2 separate regions of the Homo sapiens genome follow, and region 2 is linked to region 1. A link is a loop called in an ENCODE intact Hi-C map of the cell type or tissue named here. Cell type or tissue: Caco-2. All regions are shown on one strand. Links, peaks and the distances in the headings refer to the core of each region. The heading gives the core; the rest is flanking DNA. Region 1 holds the start of LOC107986098 (a long non-coding RNA gene). Region 2 overlaps LOC107986098 (a long non-coding RNA gene).

Region 1 (5,379 bases), core at 262-5,261:
TAACAGTGTATTTTGAAGATGATTACACAACAGTTAATACGGACCCTCTTTATTCTTTCTTATAGCTGCAGTGTATTCCATTGTACCTGTTTAACTCCTAATAGTACAGATTTAATCTGTAATTAATTTATCCCTTCCAGATGAAATTTTAGGTTCTTGTCAATTTTTATTTTTATTTTTTGCTAATACAAAGAGTCTTTTAATCTTGTACATGTATCATTTCACAAGCGGACAAGTGTGTATGTAAGATGAGTTCCTAGAAATAGGAATCCTGGTTCAATGAGTATATGTTACTTGCTTTTTTTTTTTTAATTATTTTTTATTTTTTATTTTATTATTATTTTTTGAGACAGTGTTTTGCTTTTGTTGTCCAGGCTGGAGTGCAATGGCGCGATCTTGGCTCACCGCAACCCCCGCCTACTGGGTTCAAGCGATTCTCCTGCCTCAGCCTCCCAAGTAGCTGGGATTACAGGCATGTGCCACCATGCCCGGCTAATTTTGTATTTTTGTAGAGACGAGGTTTCTCCCTGTTGGTCAGGCTGGTCGCAAACTCCCGACCTCAGGTGATCCGCCTGCCTTGGCCTCCTAAAGTGTGGGGATTACAAGTGTGAGCCACTGCACCTGGCCTATTTTTTATTTTTAAATGCAGGGGCCATGCTAATCTTGCCTATATTGTTCCAATTTTAGTATATGTACTGCCGAAGCAAGCATGCTATCTGCTTTTTAAATTTATTTTTATTTATTTATTTTTGAGATGAGTTTCATTCTTGTCTCCCAGGTTGGAGTGCAACAGCGCGATCTCGGCTCACTGCAGACTCCATCTCCCAGGTTCAAGAGATTCTCTTGCCTCAGTCTCCCAAGTAGCCGGGATTGCAGGCGGCTGCCTCCACGCCCAACTAATTTTTGTATTTTTAGTAGAGATGGGATTTCACTATGTTGACCAGGCTGGTCTTGACCTCCTGATTTCAGTTGATCCGCCGGCCTTGGCCTCCCAAAGTACTGGGATTACAGGCATGAGCCACCGCACCCAGCCCTGCTTTTGAAGTAACCTAAACTGCTTCTTTCTCCCATTCCCCATTCCCTTCTCTCCCTTCCTCTTTTGTTCCTCCCTCCCTCCCTCCTTCCTGAAGTAGGAACTGAGAGCTCTTATGGGACATTTGGAGGGGGCATAAGGAGTGTGGAGAGTGTAAGATTTAGGTTCATGATTTCAATGATGATTGTAAGTCATGGCCAACTTCCATCTGCTTTTGGAGAAGACAAGCCTTGAACACAGAATTATAATTTAAAGGGCCTGCAGGATCCTGAAAGTTATGTTTCCAAAGGTTTATACCTGGGACAATATTCACCCTCACTGTCTTCAGAAAATAGACAAAACATAAGTACTTCATAGTTTTTTGGAGGAGCCATTCTGTAGGTGAACTGGAAACATACCAGGATATTATCATAAAATGAAAAACATAGAAGAAAACGTAGTTTTGAGACCAGGCGTGGTGGCTCACGATTGTAATCCCAGCACTTTGGGAGGCCAAGGAGGGAGGATTGCTTGAGGCCGGGAGTTCAAGACTAGCCTGAGCAACACGGCAAGAGGCCCCCATCTCTACAATTTTTGTTTTTAATTAGGTGGATATGGTGGTGCAAGCCTGTGTGTGGCACTAGCTATTCAGGAGGCCAAGGTGGGAGGATCATTTGGGTCCAGGAGGTGGAGGCTGCAGTGAGCCGTGATCATGACACTGCATTCCACCCTGGGTGATGGAGCTGGAGTCATCCGTCTCTCTCTCTTTCTCTCTCCTTTAAAAAGCTTATAAAAGCGAAATTTTCAGTGTGCCACAGAATTCTTCAGTGACGAACATAAAAGCAGGACTTGAATTAACTCCATTGTACAGTTTTCCTTGTTACTGAGGGGTACTTTCCCAATTCTACTCTAAAATATTAAAGGATGGGCTTAAAATTTTAAAAAATTAAAATAAAAATGCTCTTATACTCAGTTTTATATTTATGTAAAAATTCCTGGAATTCAGAAAATATTTGGCTTAATCAAAACTTTGCTAACTTTTTCTATGTCTTGTTGGTCAAGGAAATATATGTTTGTCTCCTCTGACAGAGTTCTACTCAGTTCCTGTTGTTTACATTTATGATAAATTTTCAATATGCTACAACATTTTTTTTTGTCCCATATTTTATGACATCAAGACTGGATGAGAAAGAACCCATAGCATAGGCTTACTTTTTTTTTTTTTTTTTTTTTTGAGACGGAGTCTCAACTGGGTTGGCCAGGCTGCAGTGCAGTGGCGTAATCTCGGTTCACTGCAACTTCCGCTTCCCAGGTTCAAGCAATTCTCCTGCCTCAGCCTCCCAAGTTTAAGCAATTCCACTGCCTCAGCCTCCCAAGTAGCTGGGATTAAGGCATGCTGGGCCACGCCCAGCTAATTTTTGTATTTTTAGTAGAGACGGGGTTTTGCCATGTTGGCCAGGCTGGTCTCGAAATCCTGGCCTCAAGTGATCCGCCCACCTCAGCCTCCCAAAGTGCTGGGATTACAGGTGTGAGCCACCATGCCCAGCCAGGCTTACATATTTGGATGTTTAGTCTATGACTGAATGGACCATGTGAATTTGTGCTTGTGTGGACCATTAATGGGATGTGTGCTGATGGTGGCCACACGTGTCGCTGTAGTCTCAGATACGACCCAATGAGGTGCACAGTGAATCTCTTAGAAGCCTTTGTTTTCCATCTGCTGGGGAATTTTGGTATTTCAATTAACAAGGACCCAGGGCAATCATTTTCTCTCTCCCGGTGAAATCCCATTCCCTGCTGCGACGCCCCTGCTGTTGGGGTGCACTCCCTGTCTTCCCCTCCTGGTCACCCCTCCTCTCCACTCAAGTGTGCCCTGCTTCCTCCCAGATGCCCATGAGTCATTTCCTGTGCTTCCTGCCACCACCATGCCTTTCTTTTCTTTTCTTTTTTTTTTTGAGACAGTGTCTTGTTCTGTCACCCAGATCTCGGCTCACTGCAACCTCCACTTGCCTGTGGGGATTCTCCTGCCTGAGCCCCTGAGTGGCTAGGATTACAGGCGCCCACCACCATGCATAGGTAATTTTTGTATTTTTAGTAGAAATGCGGTTTCGCCATGTTGGCCAGACTGGTTTTGAACTCTTGACCCCAAGTGATCCCCCCGCTTTGGCCTCCCAAAGTGCTGGGATTACAGGCATGCACCACCACGCCCGGCTAATTTTTGTATTTTTAGTAGAGACCCTCTACAGTAGAGCACACCCTCGGAAAAGCCACGCTGCACTCACTATCTCAGGACCAGCTTGGGTGTCCCTGAAGGGCAGAACAAAACCTTTCCAAAGGCAAAGCCTCACTATCAAACAGAGAAGAGGCCAGTGAATGACAAGAGCTGATTGAAGAGTTTCGGTGGAAAACACCTCACTGGTTTAGACCAAGTCCCTTCAGGGGACTGGACTGGGAGTAAGCAGAGGCCATGCTTCCTGCCTGGCTTGGCAGGAGTGAGGGGCTGCTGGACGCCCACGGGGTTGCTGGCTCTGGAGAGGGAACTGGTAGTGCTGGAGGGTGATCCAGGGGGAGCAGTCCCCACCTCCACCATTGCTCAACCACCCGCCTGCTTTCTGCTCAGCTTTCCCCAGAGGCCTGCTGGGGGCTTGCTGCGCAGCCGCAAACAAAAAGGCCTCTTTGTAGATCCTCCCCTAGGACGCTCCGGAGGAAACAGCTCCCCTCGAAGCGGTATTCAGCATTCACGGCTGTCACCCAGGAGTCCCTGCTGGGTGCTGGGCCCAGTGCCGGGAGCTACAAAGGTGAGGTGTGGACCGCAGGTACTATTTGTTTCCAGGAGGGGCTGAACGTTTCAGTCTTTGTCATGTTGAGTTGGATTTAATTGCACTGAACTGGATTATTGGAAGACCTACAGCGTGCCCGCCGCTATGCATGGGTCTGGCATTGAGCAAAAATGGTGTGCAAAACCACACTTATACTATATATAAGTTAGTTAGGATAAGTAGCTTATAAGTTGTCTATTAGTATATAAGTTACATATAGAATGGAAGTCGCCCATAGGGAGCTTACATTCTCCAGATGAAGGCAGTACACTGTCCATGTACTGTTTTTTTTTTGGACACAAAGTGTCACTCTGTCACCCAGGCCAGAGCCCGTGATCTTGGCTCATGGCAACCTCTGCCTCCTGGGTTCAACTGATTCTTGTGCCTCAGCCTCCCGGGTAGCTGGGATTACAGGCATGAGCCACCATGCCCAGCTAATTTTTTTTGTGTGTGTGTACTTTTTAGTAGAGATGGGGTTTTACCATGTTGGCCAGGCTGGTCTCAAACTCCCGGCCTCAAGTGATCCGCCCACCTCAGCCTCCCAAAGTGCTGGGATTACAGGTGTGAGCCACTGCACCCATCCCGTCCATATACTATGACGAGAGCATCAAAGCATAGGCGCCTGTGCCATTTAGCAGCTGTGCAAATTTGGTCAAATTACTCACTTCTCCAAACCTTGGTTTCCTGATCTCTAAAATGGGTAGAGCAATGGGCCTTCTGTTGAAATAATTAAATGCTACGAAGAATGACTAGCACCTGACAAAGCACCTGCTGCATAATAGGCCTCAATATATGTTAGTGTCAGTGGATCATGAGTTAAATAGGAATAATAAGAGTATATTTAGTGCAGCATAGATCTCGCACAACCCTAGACTTTGTAAAAGGCTTAAACTGGTGCCTGGGAGGTGAGCTTAGCTATTAGGGAAGTGGAGGCAGCAGTGATGTGGTGACTTAGTTCTATTTGAGCCCAGCTGAAACAGATGTCTTCTCAAGTTCTCTGTGTCCCAATCTGTGAAATGGGCATGATTGTAGTTTTGTCTCTTGGCCTGTAGTGAGGATGAAAATAGGCAACGTGTATGATTGGAACAGCTTGTCCTGCACCAAGGTCTGGTGACCTTTGTGACTCTGTCCTGGAAATTTGCTGTTGCCATTCATTTATGTTAAGCAGCTCAGCCTGATAAACCAACAAGCTCATGGCACACGTTGGAGCAGGGAAAACGTACTTTAAGGAAATCTTAGGGAGGCTGCCGGAGCTGGGGTCCCAGCCTGGCACTGACCTTCTAGGTCACTATGTGGGGGCCACTTGCACCCCTGGTTCTCTGTTTACCAGCTGCATAATGGGCCTCAAACTGGATCATTGGTTTACATCCAGGGTGGTCAATAGAGTCACGTGGGGAGCTTTTAATACGTGCCAGGCCCCAGCCTGCGGATTCTGAAGCTCTGGTTGGGGGTCCCAGGAATTTGTATTTCGAAAAAGGGTTCCCAGGATTCTGATGCCCACAACAGCCCAAGGTCTCTAGGGTCCTGTTAACTTTTCTATCCAGCAAT
Region 2 (5,379 bases), core at 217-5,216, 88 kb after region 1:
TTTTATATATATATTTTTTGAGACAGGGCCTTGCTCTGTCACCCAGGCTAGAGTGCAGTAGCATGATCTCAGCTCACTGCAATCTCTGCCTCTTAGGTTCAAGCAATTCTCATGCCTCAGCCTTCTGAGTAGCTGGATTACAGGTGTGTGCCACCATGCCCAGCTAGTTTTTGTATTTTTAGTAGAGATGGGGTTTCACCATGTTGGCCAGGCTGGTCTCAAACTGCTGGCTTCAAGTGATCTGCCTGCCTTGGCCTCCTCAAGTGCCAGGATTACAGGAGTGAGCTACTGTGCTCAGCCAATTTTATAATTTTTTTAAACCAAAAAATTATTAAACAATAGCATCCAACCATATAAACTTAGATATATATATATATATACACACACACACATATATATATATACACACACACATATATATATATATATATTTACATTCATAAAAATAATGATTAGTTTTCTGGATGAAGAACTGAGGCCCAGAAGTTAACTAGATTAGTGGCTCAAGCTAGGCTGCATTTTAGAATCAAGGCCACTGATGCCCAAGTCATAGTGACCAGTGGCATCAGAATCTCTTGGGGTGGGATCCTTTTATTATTATTTTGTAAAGACCCCTAAGTTAAACTTGAAAAGTGAATTAGCTCATATTAGGTCAGAGATTAATACAAGTTTTACTACTGATTATCTTACCCTAGCAAGTACAGGTTAGTTTTTGTGATTTTCTTATGTATGCTGTTTCTAATAAAAAAAGAGGTTGATCTCTTGCTCAATGCAACTAAAAGGTGGGCTATAAAATGACACAGGTGATCACAACTCTATCCAAAGACTAGTGATGCACCATACTTAATCTCAGCACTAGTTCTTATCCTCAGGTGCTTGTCATTCATTCTTGGGACTTCAAAATAAATACAGATATAGATATCCAGGAACTGCTTTAGACTAGATAAATCAAAATCAGTCACTAAGAGAGACATCTGAGCATATGAACTTTTAAAAAGGTTCATGATTTTGATGCCTCACCCTGGATGGAGCTCTCTCATAGTATGCCACATGGTATGTCCTTAGCTGTATTCAGTAAAATTACAGGGAAGCAGATGCCAGTTTAAGAGAAAACAATGAAAATAATTTAGGGCTACCCAGTAATAATGGATTTTTTTTTTTTTTTTTTTTTGAAATGGAGTCTTGCTTTGTTGCCAGGCTGGAGTGCAGTGGCACGATCTCGGCTCACTGCAACCTGCTTTCCCGGGTTCAAGCAATTCTCCTGCCTCAGCCTCCCTAGTAGCTGGGACAACAGGCATGCGCCACCATGCCCAGCTAATTTTTGTATTTTTAGTAGAGATGGGGTTTCATCATGTTGGCCAGGATGGTCTCAATCTCTTGACCTCATGATCCGCCCGCCTCTGCCTCCAAAAGTGCTGGGATTATAGGTGTGAGCCACCGCGCCCGGCCTGGAATGGTTTTAAAGCAGTGAGCTCTCTGTGGAGGGAAGAATAAAAGCAAAGGTTGAATTACCACTCACTGGGAATGCTATCAAGGGGTTTCCAAATTCAGTAAGTACTTGGATCACATGATATTTGAGTTTCCTCACAATTCTTAAGTTTCTAAAGCCAAAACTTCCAATAGATCACATTTAATGGATGTAGACATTGTCATGAAAACTCATGATTTTACCAGAAATTATCACAGTTATTTTGTCTGTAAAATGGATTAGAATTTAGTAGTACTGGTGGAACATTGCCTCTGACATGAGTCTTATTGCGGGGAATACGTTTCCCCTCCTCTTCATGCTTGGATGGAGGGAAGGGAACTTCTCCTTGCTCCTCCAAAGCGAGAAGTGTAGGAAAAAGCTCTCTGAACCCTCATTCATTCCTTCCCAACAAAGAACTGTCTCATCCCATGGGTGATACAAGAAGGAACTGAGCATGTGTGGTCCAGCCCTTGGTGGACCTTGAAAGCTAACTGGTCTCAGAATGCAAAGATGAGCTCTGCCCCAAGAAGGCAGAGGCCCGCAGTTCTCTCCAATCAGGGAGAAATATTACAGTGTCTGATTGGAGAAAAATTCAACCTTCTCTATTTCAGCTTATTCACTGATAAAGTGGATATTTTTCTCTTCCTCTGACTCCTGTTTCTTATTTCTCAATTTGTTCCAAAGTGAAGAGGGGAGTAAGAGAGTTACCTGTTGGTGTCCTTAAACCCCTCACCTATCACAATACAGCAATAAACTGTAACTGTCCATCTCTATGACACTTGTGTTCTGAAATGGCATTGCATTATTTTTTTCAAGTCAGTGAACTCTCACATTCTAAAGTACAAAAAGAACAAAACATTATATAAAGTCCCTCTTTCTTTACTGGCATAAAAAATTTGGGATTTCTAACTGCTGAATTGTCTATCCCTAGGAAATAATAACATTTTTCAAGTTTCCAGTTTATTGGGAATAATCTTAGTCATGATCTGCGAAGTTGGTCCTGGACAATTTGAAGATAGGTCTTCTTTATCTTCATAGGCTGTTCCACACCAAATACTATACAGAAGTTCTTCTCTTAAATAACTAGTCAATATTTGTAATTTTTCCAGTACACTTAAATCTTCACTCTTATATTCATCTTCATCCTGTTCTTTTTCTTCTTCATCTTCAGTCTCCTTTTCAAGCCTCAACCAGTACCATGCTTCCCTGGGAACCTGAATATTTTTCTGGGTGTCCAATTGTTGACAGACTTGCTGGCTTCTTCTGTGATCTCCTTCTAGCTTCATTTCATCTTGCTTATTTTTAAGTCGCATTCGAAACTGGTCTGCAGCTTTTTCTTCAGCTTGGTTATTCATCATGTGAATCTTTTTTCCGTAGCTTTCTAATTTTTCCTCTGCTTTCCGTTTTAATGATGCCTTATGACCAAATGCCACTTTTCCCTGTTTTGATATTGAGAGGAATGGGTTCAACAATACCACCCCTACCCTTGCCAAGTGCCTGACCACTTTTATAGCCCATCTTTTGGAGCAAGGCAAACCCTTTGTTTTCATAGCCTAGTGCATTCTTCAACCCAATGTTACGTCTTTTTTGTTCTTCTTCTTTTAAACTCTTCTGCCTATGTTTCAAGTTAGCTTCCTGTTGCTTTTCTTCTTTTCCACGGGCTTCCCGGATTTGCCTTAGCATTGGCAAGCCTGGTCTGATATCTTCTTGGACATTAATGAAGGAATCAGACGTTAGTCCTCTTCTTCTGCCATGTTCAACTTCATATGGCTATAGCATCTGACAGCTCTCTACTCACCCTGGTTCAGCTCCGGGGAGTGCGTGCTGCACAAGCGTGCACCGACCGGCGATGGACTTCAGGGCCTCGGCTGCCTACCATTTTTAATCGTTTCTTAAATTCTCAAAATTGGAGAACTAGGTGTGGTGGATGTTTTCTGTTTGCTCCTCTAACCTACACTATGTTCCCTCCCTCCACTCTGCTCTATGCCCTGGGAGGCTGACCTGTCTGAACCTTATCAGTGCGCTCCCTTGTCTTTTGGCACCTGATTGGGTTCAGCTCATGGGGAGCCCAGACTGTGAAGTCAGGGCATTAATGTATCACTTTACCTCTTACCTGCAGGTCTCAGCTTCTAATAGGATGTCCTCTCAATAGGATCTGTGCCCCTATCTCCATCTCTGCACCCCCCTTCTCCTCCTTCCCTCTCTGTCTCTCCCTTGACCCCCAACATGCTTCACCCTTATTTTGCTCCTTTAGGACTTTGGTAATTATCTTTCCTTATACCCTCCCTACACTTTTATAACTAGTATCTATTTTAAATTCTCCTTAAATTATTCAACCTGAGTATGTTATCTCTTTCCTGCCTGGACCCCAACACATATTTTAGGTCAGTGGTTTTAAACTGGGGACAATTTTACCCTCCGGGAAACATTTGGTAGTATCTAGAGACACTATTTTGTTTTGTTGGTTTTAAATTTTATTTTAAGTTCAGGGGTACATGGGCAGGTAAACTACATGTTGCATGGGTTTGGTATACAGATCATTTTGTCACTGATGTAATAAGAATATTATCCTATAGGTAGTTTTTTGGTCCTCTCCCGTCTTCTACCCTCCACCTCAAGTAGTCCCTGGTGTCTGCTGTTCCCTTCTTTGTGTCCATATGCACTCAGTGTTTAGCTCCCACTTATGAGTGAGAACATGTGGTATTTCGTTTTCTATTCCTGTTAGTTCACTTAGTATAATGACTTCCAGCTCCACCTGTGTTGCTGCAAAGGGCATAATCTTGCTCTTTTTTATGACTGCATGGTGTTCCATGGTGTATATGTACCACATTTTCTTTATCTAGTCTACTATTGATGGGCACCCAAGTTGATTCCATATCTTTGCTATTGTGAACAGTGCTGCAATGATCATATGAGTGCAATTGTCTTTATGGTAAAATGATTTATATTCCTTTCAGTATATAACCAATAATGGGATTGCTGAATCGAATGGTAATTCTGCTTTGAGTTCTTTGAGAAATCACCAAACTGCTTTCCACAGTGGTCGAACTAATTTACATTCCCACCAGTAGTGTATAAGCATTCCTTTTTTTCCAAAACCTTGCCAGCGTCTATTATTTTTTGACTTTTTAATACTAACCATTCTGACTGGTGCGAGCTAGTATCTCACTGTGGTTTTGATTTGCATTTCTCTAATGATTGTGATATTGAACATTTTTTCACGTGCTTGTTGGCCACATGTATGTCATCTTTTGCGAAGTGTCTGTTCATGTAGAGACCCTGTTGATGGTCACAACTAGAGGTGGTTTGGGGATGTTTGCTACTGGCATCTAGTGAGTAGAGGGCAGGGATGCTACTAAATCCTGCAATGCACAGAACAGTCCCCTACATCAGACAGTTATCCAGCCCAGATGTCAGTAGTGTTGAGGTTGAGAAACCCCACTTTAGATCTTCACTCACATCTGCTATCACAGCACAACCGTAAAGTCAACACACGTTTACAAACTGCATATAAATAAGAACCACTGAAATTCCAAGTTACAATGTTAACTGAAAGTTAAGGATGGAGTTATTTTGCTGAAATTAAATTGCTGCTCACAATACAAGGGTGGCCCTGACTGCTTTGGTGCTAGTTGTTTTTCAGTTTGTTGTATCTAAACTCCATAAGCTGGAGGATAACTCACTTCTCTTAGTATGTCTCTCTACAAAAGCTACCAGAAAATTACAAAATGGTTGTTCCTAGGGCATGCAGCAGGTTTTGTTGGCTTTTACTTTGCACCAATATAATTTTTTTTGTTTGTTTTTTGTGACGAGGTCTTGCTCTGTCACCCAGGCTGGAGTGCAGTGGCACAATCTTGGCTCACTGCAAGCTCTGCCTCCCGGGTTCACGCCATTCTCCTGCCTCAGCCTCC

Evidence for each region. Hi-C counts contacts between places; a loop is a spot of excess contacts. Peaks named below come from ENCODE experiments on the same cell type or tissue, not always from the same donor. Only the 100,000 strongest peaks of a DNase experiment are listed, where the experiment ranks them.
Region 2: it touches region 1 in a loop (20-fold over the local background); 2 of 110 quality-filtered maps call a loop at or near these places.

What each region holds. Positions count from the first base shown.
Region 1 is chr3:73,091,547-73,096,925 of GRCh38, forward strand. It overlaps LOC107986098 (a long non-coding RNA gene), which reads left to right and starts at 3,688. Exons shown (of 3, transcript XR_001740754.1): 1 at 3,688-3,810. It also overlaps the pseudogene RNU6-557P. In Caco-2, for the core only: a CTCF peak has its summit at 2,691 (motif pointing left); a DNase peak (open chromatin) is centred at 2,665.
Region 2 is chr3:73,180,058-73,185,436 of GRCh38, forward strand. All of the region lies in intron 2 of LOC107986098 (a long non-coding RNA gene), which reads left to right. It also overlaps the pseudogene GPATCH11P1. Among named protein-coding and RNA genes, the nearest start is that of EBLN2, 120 kb to the left of the region's middle. In Caco-2, for the core only: no CTCF peak of the experiment used is centred there; no DNase peak of the experiment used is centred there.